Regions from separate parts of the Mus musculus genome. Here region 1 is linked to region 2. A link is a loop called in an ENCODE intact Hi-C map of the cell type or tissue named here. Cell type or tissue: gastrocnemius. All regions are shown on one strand.

Evidence for each region. A loop is a pair of places that touch in the nucleus more often than their neighbours do. Peaks named below come from ENCODE experiments on the same cell type or tissue, not always from the same donor. Only the 100,000 strongest peaks of a DNase experiment are listed, where the experiment ranks them.
Region 1: it touches region 2 in a loop (7-fold over the local background); 10 of 42 quality-filtered maps call a loop at or near these places.

The regions. Positions count from the first base shown.
Region 1 is chr1:101,046,629-101,051,628 of GRCm38, reverse strand. No RefSeq gene overlaps it. Among named protein-coding and RNA genes, the nearest start is that of Gm20268, 110 kb to the left of the region's middle. In gastrocnemius, no CTCF peak of the experiment used is centred here; a DNase peak (open chromatin) is centred at 1,951.
Region 2 is chr1:100,812,694-100,817,693 of GRCm38, reverse strand. No RefSeq gene overlaps it. Among named protein-coding and RNA genes, the nearest start is that of Gm20268, 340 kb to the left of the region's middle. In gastrocnemius, no CTCF peak of the experiment used is centred here; no DNase peak of the experiment used is centred here.

The sequences.
Region 1 (5,000 bases), 230 kb before region 2:
AATGCATGGAGATGAAATTCATCAAACAGATCATATCCAGTGGAATCAGAGACTGTGCCTGCCAGCATCCTTGATAGGATTATAATTCTGCAGATGATATTTTAGTCAGAGACAGATTTATTATATGCCTTTTGGAGGGCCTAAGAAAGACAACCTTAAAGCTGGTAAATTTTGAAAAAAAAAAAAAAACTCCAAGAGGCTGTCCAGGATAAACAGGAAAATTCATCACAATTTTTAGAATGCCTCACAAAAGCTTTATTACAGCACACCAATCTGGACCCTGAAAACCTAGAAGGTAAGCAACTTCTGATGACCTACTTCTTTTCCCAGAGCTACCCCAACAAAGGAACTAAACTTACAAAGCTGAAGAGGGGACCATTAACTCCATAGGCAGAAGTCTTAGCCCTGACCTCCAAAGTATACCATGTGAGAGATGAGAAAATCTGCAAATAAAAATACCATATGTGGCAAAGGCTGTCCGACCAGTCCTAGCAACTGTCCCCGAATCCTGGTGTTCTAAGACACAGAGACCTGTAGGTACCTGCTAAAAAATATGGTCAACAAGATCATTGGGCAAAAGCCTGCCCTAACTTCTGCAAGCTGGGGGTAGGGTGGGGGTGGGGCATGCCGTAGGTGCATCAAGAGGAAAATTGGACTGTCGATTGCCCTCATGTTACACAGAACAGAGGGACATCACACCCAGATAACCCTCCAACTGATCTCCTAGGCTTGGCTATGGCCAACTGAGGAGGCCCGAGCTCCCCTGACACAACCACTGCCATAACTAGCAGGGTGCCCTGGGTAGAAATCATAGTATGTGGGTGGCCCATCTTCCTCATGGACACTGGGGCCACATAGTCCTGACAGAGATTTGGGGACCCACTTCTCCTTCTCATTTTCTTATTGTTGGGGTAGGAGGACAATCTTACTTCCCTGACCAGACCCCACCACTTAGTTGCATTTTCAGGGGTATGCCTCTCACCCATTCCTTTTTGGTAGTGCCAACATGTCCTGTCCCTTATTCAATAGTCAAACAAACAAACAAACAAAGAGACACCAAAACCTTTGGGTCTCCTATAACTGTCTTCTCTTCTCATAACTTGTCACAGCTCCTAACTTATAAAGGCTTACAGACTCTACCTCTCTCCAGGGTTCTTTCTCTTCTGGTAGTTCAAATTGAAGACCCACATTCACCTTCAAATCATGCCCACTTCTTAATATTTTCAAACGTATTCCTCGACCAAATACTAACCACTCCCTATCTCACCCCTACACTAAAATTTCAGAGGAAATATTAACTTACATTTCACACATATAGGAGGGCACATTGCCTCAGACCATCTATATATGGTATATAGATGGTAGCTTCTTTATACATGAAGGGGCCTGAAGATCTGGCTATGCCATAGTATCAGACACTGTGGTGGTGGAGGCACAGGATCTTCCTGGTCATACCACCAATCAAATGGCTGAACTAATATCCCTTTCCCATGTCTTTAAACTGGAACAGGGAAAAGTCCTCAACATCAACACAGATTCCAAATATGTATTCCATATCCTCATGTCCCATGCTGATATCTGGAAGGAGTGTGGGATACTTAATAAGTAACTAATTCAAACCAAATTATGGCCATGCTAAAGGCCTCTCATCTCCCCACAGCTATTGGGATTATCCACTGCAGATCACACCAAACAGATGAATCTATTGTCTCCAAGGGAAACAACCAAGCTGACAAGACAGCTAGAGCTGTGACCCTTCGGGGCCTAGACTTGTCTCATCCTCCCCAGGACATTCTTACATTACAACCTACATCTCTATAAGGCTGTTGGGGTATAAGGGAAAGAGGGGGATAGAGAAAGCCCACATCCGGCCAGAGTTCCAGTGCTCTGGGCAGGCTGACACAGGAGGACTGTCGGATGCTTTCCACTTGGTCCCCGGTGGTCATCTGGATATGTGAAGCCACTGGACCCCACTCGATGGGGGGTGGACAAGGGGCAGACCTCCCGTCCCATGTAGGTGAATTACCACCACTGGGTTTCACCGGTGTTCACGACCTCAACTCAACTGGAAACCAGCCTGTCTGTGAATAGTCCGTTGCCACACACATCTTTACTTTCACCCCCTGACACAAACCAAATGCTGTCCTATCTTCACAAACACTTTCATCGTAACAGCCAAGCATTGTCTTATTTTGTCAAGACCCAAATACAGCTTACTACTGAGGACCTAAGCTTTTGAAAACATATCATTCCTTCTTGCAAAGTCTGTCAGATGTCTAGCTCCAATTCAAGGTATAGTAGTGTCCCTTTTTTTTACCCATCAGGCTAGAGGTTTCCTTCCTGGAACTGACTGACAACTTGACTTTACCCACATGCCTACTATCAGACATGCCAAGTACCTCCTGGTCTTGGTAGACACCTTCTCAGTATGGGTAGAGGCATTTCCCACAACTAACAAAAGGTCTCAGGCAGTCTCTGATCTCATCCTCTGAGAAATCATGACCCAGTTTGATGTCCCAGTCTCTTTCTAATAAGACAATGGTCCTGCATTTACTTCCCAAGTTCCTCAAATTCTAAGGCCTTAGACATCCCCTGGCAATTTCATATTCCCTACCACCCTCAATCTTCAGCTAAGGTAGAAAGAACTACCCACTCCTTAAAACCCACTCTTGTTAAGCTGTAACAAGAAATTCACCTTGATTGGATAAAATACTTACCTCTGGCTCTTTTCAGGCTATGAGCTGTCCTCATGTGACCTCTCCTCATCTTGCCCTTTGAACTCATGTATGGACATCCAGTCCTAACTCCTGGTCATTCACCTAAATTCTCTCCCCTCCCATACCATCTATCATGGCACTACTTTGCCACCTCCATTCTCTTCTATGGAACTTTGCTGACCACCATCTACCTCGGTCATACACTGTCTATTGTCTATTACCTGTCAACATTGGAGATCAAATCCTTCTATCTCCTCCAGATCATTGGCCCTCACCCCTCTCTCCCAAATGGCAGAGCCCTTTTTTTCCCATTTTTTATTAGGTATTTAGCTCATTTACATTTCCAATGCTATACCAAAAGTCCCCCATAACTCCCCCACTCCCCTACCCACCCACTCCCCCTTTTTGGCCCTGGCATTCCCCTGTACTGGGGCATATAAAGTTTGCAAGTCCAATGGGCCTCTCTTTGCAGTGATGGCTGACTAGGCCATCTTTTGATACATATGCAGCTAGAGACAAGAGCTCCGGGGTACTGCTTAGTTCATATTGTTGTTCTACCTATAGGGTTGCAGTTCCCTTTAGTTCCTTGGGTGCTTTCTCTAGTTTCTCCATTGGGGGCCCTGTGGTCCATTCAATAGCTGACTGTGAGCATCCACTTCTGTGTTTGCTAGGCCCCGGCATAGTCTCACAAGAGACAGCTATATCTGGGTCCTTTCAGGAAAATCTTGCTAGTGTATGCAATGGTGTCAGCGTTTGGAAGCTGATCATGGGATGGATCTCTGGATATGGCAATCACTAGATGGTCCATCCTTTTGTCACACTTCCAAATTTTGTCTTTGTAACTCCTTCCATGGGTGCTTTGTTTCCTATTCTAAGAAGGGGCAAAGTGTCCACACTTTGGTCTTCGTTCTCTTGAGTTTAATGTGTTTAGCAAATTGTATCTTATATCTTGGGTATCCTAAGTTTCTGGGCTAATATCCACTTATCAGTGAGTACATATTGTGAGAGTTCCTTTGTGATTGGGTTACCTCACTCAGGTTAATGCCCTCCAGGTCCATCCATTTGCCTAGGAATTTCATAAATTCATTCTTTTTAATAGCTGAGTAGTACTCCATTGTGTAAATGTACAACATTTTTTGTATCCATTCCTCTGTTGAGGGGCATCTGGGTTCTTTCCAGCTTCTGGCTATTATAAATAAGGCTGCTATGAACATAGTGGAGCATGTGTCCTTCTTACTGGTTGGAGCGTCCTTGTGACGTCTACAGTTGCAAAACTTGAGGGTCTCTCTCATTAAGTCTGTCTCATCTCAATCCTTTCATTCCTTGACCTAAAAATGAATCTTCTACATGCACATTGACCCTAACAGGACCATACTCTCTTAAGTTCTGGAGGACATTGAGACCACTCATTTTGTCCTGTATCACAGAAAATGAGACTCAGCTCCAGCAGCCGAGTTTGACCTCACTGGATTAGACATTGGTTTCTCATCCTCCCCCTAGTGTTCATCTCCATTCAGGCTAGCCCTTTCATCTGGAGATTCAAAATCTTACAAACTCCCAAAGATAACAGTTTCTCCAAATAGGGTCAGGAAACTGCTCTATAGCCTAATTTCAGGAAGTGTTCCAAATTGCTATCATCCCTGTATCTGTTATACCATTTAAATATTATGATGTCTATACTTGTTTTCTCTGTAACCACACAAAAGATTATTGTAGAAAATGGTCAGATGAATATGGGGGCTGCCTATATTGGTCTTGTCAGATACATATGCTAGAATAATGGATCAATCATTTCTTCTATCAACACTGCAAGACAATCTTTTTCTACATAAAAGATCCATGGGATTCCAGGTGGGAGACAGGAGTTGTTGGTTAGCTTTACCATAAAAATCAGCCCAGTTTCCCAGTAAGTATCGTTGATATTCAGAGAAAATATGTCTCAATTGCCCTTCCCCTAGGTATCATAAAAGTAGGGGAGATAAACACTCCTCCAAGGTCCTTACCTCTTTGACATCAACTCTCATAAATGGCACTAACTTGACATTTTGCATTTGCTTCAGACCTTGACCTCAGCATACCAACTCCTGTAAGCTTTAAAGATTGCTGGTTATGTGTAATTCCTGAAATTAACTAACAATTTTCACATACAGTTTTTCCAGTGATCCTGCCAAATAAACTTACCTCACCCTTTGTCAGCTGCCCTGACTCCAATGTTGCCATGACTCCATACCTTAACTCTAACCCTCTTTGGTGTGACAAACTGTTTTAAGAAATCTGGGACTC
Region 2 (5,000 bases):
CTTGCTTCAGGTCACAGGTTCCCTAAATCAGCAGATAATGCAACTCTCACCTGAACTTCAAGGTCCTTGGCAGATGCTTCTTCTACTGTTGTCTCTATACCTTCACAGAATCATGAAACTGTATCCTAAAATTTTTCTGGAAGTTTCTGCAAGTCAAAATTTCTGTCATAGACAACAACCTCCAGACAAATGGCAGCAGCTTGAGAATGAACTGGCCTGAGAGGTTGGTCTCCGAGCAGACTCCTTCCATCCTAACAGTAGTAACTATTTTCTAATGCGCTGAGTTTGTACTAGATGCAGGTACAGTCTATTAGTCTGGACTAGAATCAATATCTAGTTCCATCACATACAATTATGACTTAGCAGACGCTTGATTTGGGACTGAAATTTTTCCTGAAGGCCTATGTGTCATGAACCTCTCCCTAGACTAGCTGGTGTGACCTTTACTGCCAGGAGCCTGATGAAAGTTCCTTAGGTCATTGGGTTCCTTTAAAGGTGGTAGTGGTACTCCAGGACATTAGTCTTTTGGATGTGCTTGCTTGATAAGGTTATAGAAACAAGTTTCATATAGTCAAGGCTGGCCTCCTACTCAATATGTAGCTACAGATGACCTTGAATTTCTAGCCCTCCTGTCTCTACTTCCTAAGAGCTATGATTATAGGAAAGTGCCCAGGCCAGATTTATGGGATACAGGGAGTCAGGTATTTTTTTTTTTTGTATATTTCTATACAAAATATAGAATTCTATCTATAGATCTGTAGCCCAAAACCACACGTGTAAACAGACATTTTCTGTATTTTGCTTCCTAATCATGACATGCATAGTTTTGCAACACATATCTGCCTCAACACAGACCCAAAGACAGAGAACAAACTGACCATGACTAAAAGGTACCAAGCAGAGATTCAAAATGAACATTTTCTCTTTATAAGTTGATTTATTTCATGTATTTGTTTTAGTTACAAAAGGATAAGTAACACGGGTTGTTTCAAAATAGCTTCAAACCTGGGAACAGACACAAAAGTTGTGTGAGAGAGGAATCATACCCACCACAAAAAGGACACGCTAGAGTCACACTTCCTGATTCTGAAACATTCTAGACCCAGATTCAGAAACAGAGACAGGAAAAAATAAAAAAACTAATCACATTGAGTCCTTTGCTTATATCAAGCAACAGACATTTCTTAACACGTAGACTGGGGCAAAGGTCATCCCTACTAAATGAATTTCTGTTTAAAAGAGAATTGATGAGCTAGCCTGCAGTATATTGAGGAAGTGAGATCATCCCATTTTTAAAGGTGAAGGGAAATAAAAAGCAGTTCATTGCCTCTTTTACAATTTATCCAATAAAAATTTTTTTAAAAGGAAGAAAGGAAGAAAGAAAGAAAGAGAAAGAAAGAAAGAGAGAAAGAGAGAGAGAGACAGACAGACAAACAGGAAGGAAGGAAGGAAGGAAGGAAGGAAGGGAAGAAAGACAGACAGACAGAAAGAAAGTTATAAGCCTTTACAGCACACACACACACACCACACACACACACACAACTCTATACTTTTCTTTGCCTCTTTTCACAAAATTGGTTATTTTCCTTAAACATTTTTATCATAAAAACAAATTTTCTGAGCTATTGACAAGATACTGGTGAAAAATGGTGGTCATTTTTGTTGCAGAAGCTATTTCTGTTGCCCCAGTACCATCACCATTCACAGGTGAACACATAAAAATCATGCATTATTCTTGTATATTATTAATGCCAGATATTTGATGGCCTTCATTCTTATATTCCTGTCATATGCTGTCAGGCCTATATAAAATCCAGTCAACCAGTTAACAGACCAGTTAGCCTTTGTGGAACACAATGTATTCTCAGATATGTACTGGGAACTGGAAATTCTGAAGGATCTGTTCACCCTTTACCAAGTATTTACAAAAGTCATAACCTCTTAGACATCAATCATTCAAGTTACTCTGTGGGAGAGTCAACATAAACAAAATATTCCATCTCTTGAAATATGGGTGGTGAATAAGTCAACAATTAAACTCTTGTGGGTCATATATAAGTAACTGCTGTGGCATGGGGATAAAGCAAGGAAGTGACTTAGACAGGGAAAAGTGCCTGGCTATGATTTGTGTTTGGAGAATTATAGTGCCTTAACTGCTTATGGAACCCTGGAATTTACTGTTTGCCACATTTCCTATGGAGTGAAAGAGATAGCACACTGCTTGGACTCTACCACTCCACTGTCTTATTAGTCCTTAGGATCTCCTCACCATGCCATGTTTCTTGTTTTTGCTTCTCAGATCTTTGGGACCACACATAATAGCCATACTCATTGAGCTCTGTCTTTTCACTTTAAACTACACTGGCAATGCATTACATAGTTCCTTGGCTCTCACAACCTCTCCAAGGGATGAATGCTGTTATTTTATTTTCTGCATTTATATGTTCTTTGCTACAAGAGCTACAAGAAGTTTAGCATCAATACACCATCTACACAGTCCAGTTATAGGTCTCTATTTCCTTCAATATTTCTGTATGGTCAACTTAGAGACTTTTCTCACTGTCCTTCCAGTTTACTTTTGTGCTTGGTGTCTCACCACAGGAATAATGATCATAACTACATTACCAATATATGGATGCTTATTCCAGCTATTTGTTTATTGATATAAAGGGTAGTAAGTTAATTTCAAGGGCATATGATAGGAATAGCTAGAAAATGTGGACTACTGAAACAAGGAACCACAGCAGAATACATGTGGAATTATGAGTGAAAAATTACTACTATCTTGTCATGGTTTAATGAAGAAATGATATTACTCATCTTCTACTGAGTCTGTACCAATGGAAATAATTCTTTCATGATTAAAAGAACAATGGCTCATGCCATACATATCAAAATACAGGTCTGGCACCTGGTCCTTGCTGTTGGGGGAGACCCATAGTTGGTCTGCTCCCATGAAAACTCTATATCCCAATCCATCCTAGAGGACCCACTGCACTCAGAGCAGTTAATAAGATCCAGCCACCCCCCACCCTCACCCTGAATCCTGGATCTACTGCTGGGAACCTGGTGAACTTGGGACCCATTAACCACCAAAACACCTGCCCTCCTGAATACCACTCCCCTTTGGTCCATCCCTCCTATCCTTTCTGCCTGGTCCTTGCTGCTGGGGCAGACCCATAGTTGGTCTATTCCCATGAAGACTCCATATCTCAACCCATCCTATAGTATCCACTATATTTAGAGCAGTTGACTCCTAGTTGGTCTGCTTCTGTGAAGACTACATATCCTGATACATCCTAGAGGACCAGTTGCACTCACAGTAGTTGAGGAGTTGAGGACTCTCTGCACTGAGAGCAGTTGAGGATCCCCTGCTGTCAGAGCATGTGAGGATCAGTTGCACTCAGCTGAACAACAGCTTGACTGCTCTACTGAAGATCCAACAGTCTGAAGGCCTCCTGCAAGTTACAGCCAGTGCAACAAATCAGCAGTGTCTCTGCACTTGTGAAGAGCCCCCAGTTAAAAGGCCCCATAGGTGGTTTGATACACTCAGGGAATAAGGGGAGACCCGAAGCAACACAGGGATAAAAGAGGCAGAGTCCATAACTCACCCAGATCAACAAACACCAGATATATCCAGATGGTGAAAGGCAAGCACAAGACCATAAGCAACAGAACCCAAAATATGTGGGCATCATCAGAACTCAGTTCTTGCAACACAGCAAGCCATGAAAACACCAATAGACCTGAAAATCAGAAATCTACCCTAAAATCCTATCTCATGAAGATAATAGAATCCTTAAGGAGGATATCAATAACTCACTGAAAGAAATACAGGAAATCATAGGCAAACAGGAGAAGGAAATAAAGTGATTCAACACATAAAAGTAGAAGTAGAAACAATAAAGAAAACACAAAATGAGGCAAACCTGGAAATGAAAAATCTAGGAAAGAGGTCAGGAATTACAGATGTAAGTATTACCAACAGAATATAAGAGATGGACTAGAGAATCTCATGTGTAGAAGATACAGTTGAAGGGATTGACACAACTGCCAAAGATAATTCAAAACATAAAAATCTCCAAATCTAAAGCATCCAGGAAATTCAGGACATAATGAAAAGACCAAATCTAAAAATAATCAGAATAGAGGAAAATGAAAATTTCCAGCTCAAAGGATCTAAAAAGATCTTCAACAAAATTATGGAGGAAAATTTCTCCAACCTAAAGAAAGAGCTGGCCATAAATATACAAGATGCATATAGAACACCAAATAAATAGGACCAGAAAAGAAAATCTCATCACATAACTATCAAAACACTAAATACACAGTGCAAAGAAAGAATATTAAAAGCTGCAAGGGAAAATGGCCAACTAACATACAAAGATAGACTTTTCAGAATTACACCAGACGTCTCACCAAGACTATGAAAGCCAGAAGGGCCTGGTGAGGTCATGAAGACTCTAAGAGAACAGAAATGCCAGCCCAGGCTACTATACCCAGCAAAACTCTTAATCAACATACATGGAGAAAACAAAATATTCGAGGACAAAACCAAATTCAAACAATATCTATCTACCAACCCAGCCTTACAGAGGATCCTGGAAGGAAAAATCCAACATAAGGAAGATACCTGCACCACAGAAAGGACAAAATATTAAGCATTTCACAACAAAATCAAGAACAGAGAGCCACAGGCACATAAAACCACCTACAAAAACAAAAATGTCAGGAACCAGCAGTCATCTCTCTTTAATATATCTAAATATTAATGGACACAACTCACATATAAAAAGACATAAGCTAACACAGTGGATACACAAACAAGATCAAGCATTTTGCTGCATACAAGAAACACACCACAACAATAAAGACAGGCACTATCTCAGAGTAAAAGGATGGAAAAAAGTCTTCCAAGAAAATGGTCCAAGGAAACAAGCAGGAGACGCCATCCTAATATCCAATAAAATAGACTTTCAACCAAAAGTTTTCAAGCATGA